2 separate regions of the Homo sapiens genome follow, and region 2 is linked to region 1. The links are chromatin contacts, found by Hi-C or POLR2A ChIA-PET in ENCODE. All regions are on one chromosome and are shown on one strand. The core of a region is the stretch at or near the end of the contact, and the rest is flanking DNA. Distances in the headings are between cores, read along the strand shown.

What was found. A loop is a pair of places that touch in the nucleus more often than their neighbours do. ChIA-PET counts read pairs that join two places held with the same protein, here RNA polymerase II (POLR2A). Pooled maps may share reads with other maps.
Region 2: a loop to region 1 is called in a pooled map, with 9 times the contacts of the local background. The contact joins the promoter of GAB2 here to the promoter of PAK1 in region 1. A Hi-C loop is called at or near these places in 1 of 37 single-sample maps with no recorded cell type and 7 of 50 pooled maps. POLR2A ChIA-PET finds 5 or more read pairs at or near these places in 1 of 52 experiments (activated CD4-positive, alpha-beta T cell).

Annotation. Positions count from the first base shown.
Region 1 is chr11:77,472,129-77,475,705 of GRCh38, forward strand. PAK1 (p21 (RAC1) activated kinase 1) reads right to left here and starts at 1,966. Exons shown (of 15, transcript NM_002576.5): 1 at 1,424-1,966. RefSeq lists an enhancer at 1,074-1,990 and silencers at 1,231-1,540, 1,561-1,610, 1,841-2,200.
Region 2 is chr11:78,415,861-78,419,437 of GRCh38, forward strand. It overlaps GAB2 (GRB2 associated binding protein 2), which reads right to left and starts at 1,960. Exons shown (of 10, transcript NM_080491.3): 1 at 1,786-1,960. The coding sequence starts at 1,860. RefSeq lists silencers at 563-857, 1,320-1,449, 1,520-1,619, 1,730-2,349 and an enhancer at 946-1,700.

The sequences.
Region 1 (3,577 bases), core at 716-3,215:
ATAGTAGCTCTCCGAACTCCAGTAATGTTGGATAAACGAATTGACTGAATAAGCAAATTTACCAAGGTAGACCCATGAGCTCATGTAGTTAAAGAGTATGGATAAGCTTCAGGGAAAGTATGGGAAGTTTTCAGGGTCAATGTTCCCAAAACCCTTTTTGAAAGGCATAGTTTCTAGTTGAGGTGGGGAGTTTTTATATGCACCTGACTTAGAATTTTCCAAATAGGAACCAAAATGTTGTAAGTGCTGTGGTAGAAATCCCACCGGGCCAATGGGAAGAAATCAGCTCTGTCTGTAAGAGGAGAGACAGGATGGAGGCCAGCAAAGACTTCACAGTGTGGGAATTCTTCAGTGGACTCTTGAAAGCTGAGTCCGGTGCTTGCTACTTGCCCGTTTTGGGGCATAAAACCAAACTTCTGGAGCTTTTAAGGCTGGAAGTGACCTGCTCAAGGTCACACAAGAAGTAGATGAAGCCACAGGGTAAGAGAGATGAGGTATCTGTACTGATAATTCCTACTTTCTCCTGACAGAGTTGAAAGAGAACCCAAAAATGTAGGAGGCAAAATTAAAGATTGTTCTCAGGAACAATTCTTAAAGTCAAGACTAATGAATCTGAATTTTTATTAGTAACCACGGAACTAACCCTTCCCTTCACTGTTCACAGTTTTTGTAACAGTAGAACAATTATCCAAGGGGTTTAAAAACCAAGGACGTTGCTCACAACGCCACACCCACTACTTCTCAAGTATTCTTCCAAAACACTCCCAGTAATGTGTACTGCTGAAATAGGATAGCGAAGGCTACAACAATCATGTCTTTTCAAACGTAATAATGAACATAAAATAACTATAAATCTCCTTCCCCGGTTGTTTTTCACTTCCCAAGTTACAGAATATTCCGGGGTGGGGGAGGGGCTGCGTAAGTCAAGTCCTACCAGCCCTTATTTTTCAGGGAGTAGAACCCTAAAGGTGACTGTCCAAGCCTGGAAGGGGTCATTTATTCCATGCAGAAGGAACTGGGCGCCGCTTTGCTGTGCCTCCTCGTAGCGGGACAGGGTGAGCGCCGCAGGACTGCGAAGTTCGGGACGGACTCGGTCCCGGACCGGTACTCGTGTGGCCTCCCGGCTCCAGCCTGGCCTGGCCCCGCCCCGCCCCTTCCCTCTCCCAGGTCTCTCGAATCGCCCGGCGTCTGAGACCCGCGACCCCGCCGGTACGCGCACAGGGGGCCTTTGTTGGCCCGACGGGAGCGGGCCTCGCGGGGCGCCGCCCGCCTCACCTTACCTGGCGCCTCCTCCCGCCCAGGCGCCCGGCCCCGCAACGCGAAATAAATGGGCCCAGACCCCCACTCCACCCGTCCCCACCCCCGCGCCCCAGCCCTGGCAGCCCGGGACGCGAGGGGTACTGGGCGGTAGGCCCGCTCTCACCTTCCGCGCTCGCTCAGCTCCTCTCGGCTCCTCCTCCTCCTCCCGGCGGTGGGTGCCGCCTAGCCGGGAGTGAGGGCGCGAGTGTGCGCGAGCTACCGCTTCACTTTCTCCCTCCTGCCGCCGCCGCCGCGCTGCCCGTGGCGGGGCTCCCCTCAGGACAGGGGAACTGCGAGGGAAGGGATGATGGGGGGGCGGGAGGGAGCGAGGCGACGCGGGCGGGGGGGGAAGGGGGGACTGAGGGGCGAGGTGCGAAGGGCTCAGATGGCCTCTGAGGCAGGAGGTGGTAACTGGATGCGGAGACCAGGTTCCTCGAGGGGGCTCACGAAAGCGCGGGGCTCCGTGGAAAAGGGAATGAGAGTCCAAGGGGGAAGGCGTCTGTGGGGGAGGACTGCAGAGCCTGTGAGGGAAGCGCGATGGGCGAGCGAGGGGGCGGGAGCGTGTGGGGGAAGCCGTGAGGGGGCGTCTACTGTGCAGCCACCACCTTCGGCTCCGGCTGCAGCCGCGGGAGGGCAGCCTCCCCCGCCCACAGCCGCGCTATTGTACGCCGCCCGGCAGGCCTGACCGCCTAGTTCACTGGCTCCCCTACTCCTCCTCCTCCCGCCTCCTCCTCCCCTCTGCCCTTTCCCCTTCTCCCCCTCCCCCTCCCCCACTCCCCCTCCCCGGCGCGGCGGCGGCGGCTGCGGCTCCGGTGGAGCCGTGCCCGCCCCGCCTCCCGCAGGTGAGAGGGGGCGGGGAGGGCCTGACCGACCCGTGGGAGCGAGGCCAAACCCTGGCCCGCATGAGGGCGAACGCCTGGGATTACGTCATCGGCGCGTGACGCCAGAGGCTGGGGAATCACCCGCTTGCTGCGTGACGTCATCGCGTCGCGTCACTGTTCTCGGTCCGCTGTCCGTGGCGGGTTGTTTCCGTGCAGCCTTTCTATCAGACAATTTTGGGACGATTTCTGGGAGGGCTACTGTAGTAGTCAGGATGGAGAAAGACGGCTAACTTCCGGCGCTGAGGGTCCTTTTCAGGTTAACAAAGCACCACCGCATCTATGAGCTCGTTGTCAAGGGCTGAATTTGAAAACTATCCGATGTCGTGTGATCTCACAGCCAGACATGTATTATGTTTTCTTTCTGTGGGAGAGGGGGCAGGGGTGGGAGGAAGACAAAGAAATTATAACGGAGATGTTTGAACTAATGTGAACTGACATACGAAAAGAATGGGCTTCCTTTCACGTTTTTTCCCCTACCGTGGAGGGTACTTTCGACCCAAAGCTTTCTTTCTCCTGAGCTCAGATTGTGTATTTCCCAATACCTCCCGAGCAGCATTACCTGCATACTCTTCGTACCTCAGATTCAACATGTGCGAAACTGAGACAGCATTAGAAAGGCTAAGAGTCCGGAATCAGGTTGCCTTGCTTGAAATCCTAGCTATTCAAATATTAGTGATAGGACCTTGACATTTCTAAGCCGTAATTTTTCTGTAATAATAAGTAGTACCTTAACTAGGTCTTCCTAAGCCTCAGTTTTACCATGGTAATAGTAACAAGCCCTTTAGAATGTTGGCTATTATTATTATTTCCCCCCCAAAATTGCTTCTTACGTTCCTTTCCGTTCTCAATGAATGGGCCACCCATTCAACAATCCCCTAAGCCAGGAACCTAGACATACTAATAGCTCCCCGTTCTTCCTCTCTCAACATCCATATCAAGTTGGACACCAAGTCTTGTAGCTTCTCCTAAATATTTTTCAAGTCCTTGCCTGTGTCGTCTTCTACTACCACCACCTGAACAACTGGAGCAACCTTTAGTCTCTTCAAACTCAATCTATTTTTCTCACTAGTTACCTGAGTAGCCTTATAAAAGCACAAATCTGATGATGTCCTCCCGTTTAAACACCGAAAGGATTTTATTGCTTTCAGGATAAAGTTCAAACTCCTGAACTTGGCACTTTATTACCTGACTGCTTACACTAGCCTTTCTAGCTTTGTCTCACATCATTTATTTTTTGCTCCAAGCACACTGAAATATTAACGTTATTTGAATACACATTTCTTCATGTCTTCAAGCTCTTCCCTACTTAGCTGACTGGCCAACACCTATTCATTGTACAAAGCTGAGCTCAAATGTCATTCATATTCATATTCATATTCATTTGACTAATATTTCTA
Region 2 (3,577 bases), core at 710-3,209, 940 kb after region 1:
TACTGTTTGCAAATTGTTTCAAAAACAACTTTCAAGGTTCTTTAGTGTATAGTGTTCAAACTTGAAAATTAAGGGTCACTTTTTTTTTTTTTTTTTTTACTGTGGACACTGTATTCCACTAGCTTGTATGGAAATCTATTTGTATAGATAATTTTTGGAAGCTCTTCGGGACAAAGTTTTTAAATTATTTATAAAATTGTTAATAGTAAATCACTGCTCCTTAATCCTAATTAAAATATTCAACCTTCCTAACGAACTGATACAACCCTGAAGAGGAAAAAAGTTTATTTCTTAATAATTATACTTTGGCTACATAGACACTCCTAAAAATGAGCTTCCGAACTGAGATGAACAATTCACTGCTTCATTCCTCCTATAAATCCACGTCCACTTTCAAAACTCATGTGCTAAATCCTTAGATTTTTTTCCCCCAGCAAACATCTACCTAAGAGCCTGATTTCATTGACACACACTTGTACTCCGCAACAACAACACTTCCTTTGAAAAACAGAATGTCACTTCCTCAGTCCAGAGGCCAGAAGTCCCTTGATTCTGATCTGGGGAGCCAAGACAGGAAATTCTGGTAGGCTTCTGCCTCTCCCCCCATGGACAGCCACTGGTGCAGCTGACAGAGGGCAGGGTCTATTCCGAGCTCCCTTGATGCACTGCAGCTGGAGGCAACGGCTCCCTTCCAGGCTGTGGGAGTGATCCCGGAGTTCGGCACCACAGCCCGTTAAACAAGGGCATTTCATGGGAAACGGAGAGGGAGCAGATGAGAGACCTTGAAACCTTCCAGCAACCTTACCCCCACTTCCAAACTCCCGCGACTACCCCAAGACCATTTCGGCCAAATCTCAGTAACTGGCACCATCTTGTACTTTGACCTCACCAGGCAAGGCATCCTCTGGGGAGAGGGGTTAAAAAAAAAAAAAAAAAAAGCCAGAACTCCACGGCTCAGCGCCACGCTGTTCCACCTCCCCCAGGCTGCCAGTTCCCCACCTAGAGGGAAAAGGCTGTTCCAGCGATCTCAGTAAACACTGTCGGTTGGCAACACCTGGCCGCGGAGAGCCTCGATCTCTCCCGACCCCAGACACCCGGGAGCTGCCCGGTCCCAAACCCGGGCCAGCCACGGGGACCAAACTGCAGTGTCACACCGGGGTCGGGGGGAGGCGCCTGTGAGAGACGAACGGAATAAAGGGAAAGAAGGGGGACAAACAAATGAGTCACTTAATACAAGGGCTGCACATGCCGCTGACGCTGCCGGTGATGCAGCCGCGGACGGAGGGAGGCCGGCGGCCGGGAGGGGCAGGCGGAGAAAGGGAAGGAGAGGGCGTGAGGCGCTCGCCCTTTGTGGGGCCGTCCGCGCGGCCCCACAGCCTACGCCCCCCTTTCCCGCCCTCTCCCCGACCCTGCGGGCTGAAGCTGCTCGGGGCTGCCGCGGAGCCCCAGCCCCGAGAGTCAACTCTCTCGGTCTCCAGAAGCCATCAATACAAAACTTCGACACTGTATTTAGTTCACGAGCAGACCGGCTTGGGAGGCGCCGCAGCCGCACCCGCCTGGCGGAGCAGGAGCCGCAGCCTCAACCTGCCGCCCGCCCCGCCCCTCGGCGGCCCACCTGTGACAGGTGTGCAGGTGCCCCACACGCCCCCGGCCGCTCCTCGCCCCCGGCCCCCCGCGGCTCCGGGCCCGAGCTCCCCAGCCTGCCGCCCCTCCGGGAGTCCCCCGCCCCTCCGCAGGCCCCGGAGCGCCCCCCGCCCGCCCCTGGGCGGCCGCGCCCGCACTCACATAGCGCCTCAACTTCTTCTCGGGAGGCGATTTCCTCAGCCAGCCGGTGCACACCACGTCGCCGCCGCCGCTCATGCTGCCGGCCTGGAGCCCCCCGCCGGGTCGCGCGGACGAGGGCGCGGGCTCGGGCAGCTGGGGCAGCGGCCGGCGGTGCGCAGCTCGCGGGAGGCCAGGGGCGGGGCGGGCGGCCCGGCGGGGACTAGGCGGCGCGGCGCGGCGCGAGCCCGGCAGCCTCGCGCGCGCCCGCTCCCCCGCCCCGAGCGCGCGCAATCCGCACTCTCCGCCCGGCCGCCGGGGGAGCAGCTGCAGCAGGAAGGCCGGCTCGCTCGCCACGCCCGCTCCCGCCGCGCCCCCGAGGCCGCCGCGCACGCGGACGCGGGGCTAGGGACCCGCGAGGATACAGAAAGCCACCGCCGCCGGCGCGCCCCGGAGTCTCGCTTTCTCCTGAGGCCCCAAGCCGCGGGCGCGGAGGCCAGGGAGGCGACCGCGCCCCTGGCGCTGGCGGGTGTGAGGGGAAGGGACTGCGCGCCCTCGGTCGTCGATCGATTTTTCACCGAGCGTCGACGGGGAAGGGATACTAGGGCTGCTCACATTTCCGATACATTCTGCGGGTCAGGTTCCGGCTGAAAGGAGGGACCCCTTCCCAGCAAGAAGCTCCTTAACTCTGGCGTCCCTCGGCGGGAGGAGGAGACGGACCTACTACGCGCCGGAGCCTTTGCTTTTGTAGCTTACAGGATTGTCTTCAGTATTGTTCCTATTTTATGGACAGCCTAAGGGCAAGGGCTTGTACAAAGCCGAGCCAATTTTCCAATTCAGGTGTGTGGGGGAGGAGGGGTCCCGGTCATCTGCTATTCAAAATGAGGGCATTGCCTTAATGGGATCGACCTGGGAGCCTCTCATTGCCTGGAAACCAAGTCCAGCTGACTCCCTCCTACACTGCCTCTGGGAAAACACAGTTTAGTATAGAAAATTCGCATGATTTGTAGAATGGAAGAAGCAAAACTAGTCAATGTATTTCATAACGAATTGGAAGGCAAGGTCAAGTGCAGAAGAACAAGAAATTGGGGTCCAAATTCCCCAACGTTCCCGCTCATTGACACAGGCTATGAGACCTCTGTTTGTAAATATAATGGTATCCCAGATGTACGTGGAAGCACACAACCCCAGCACTTCAGCGGGAGGGGGGAGAAAAAAATCTTTTGTACGAGCTCTTTTCTCATCACAAAGTGTCTCTCTAAGCAGCATTAAAAGGCAGGTCCTCCCTAACTTCTCTGATAAGTGGATAGTAACCTGTTTATTCAATGGGGAACCGTGCTGTGTGGACAGATGAATTGGAGAAGCAGCATCTTGCAGTGCCCCACACAACCTCAGACTAAAGCTGTTTTGTTTATTTCTGTCTCTGTGCAGCTGAGTTGTTTCAAGCAGTTGGACATCATTTGGTCCAAAAGATCTTGATTGGGTTGGGGGAAGTTCACCCTCCTCAATTTGGAAAAGCGAATCCCCTACCACGTACTTAGCTCTTCTAGATACCCTGGGAGTTTTAGCGGTCAGTCCCCTGGATCTAACATTTCACTGACTTTCTTCAATATCCAGTGTGCTGCTGGATGGGAAGTAAAGCCAGAACTGGTAGGCTGGGACCACAGCTCCCTTAACCTTACAATTTAGGGATCCTTAAGTCACGTATGAAGGGCCACCACCAGAATGATGGCCATTTTAACTTCTGGCTTTAAGTACCTTAAATCCCTGTAAGACAAACAACACTTAACGTCTGCCAAATCAATCAGGAGGCGGT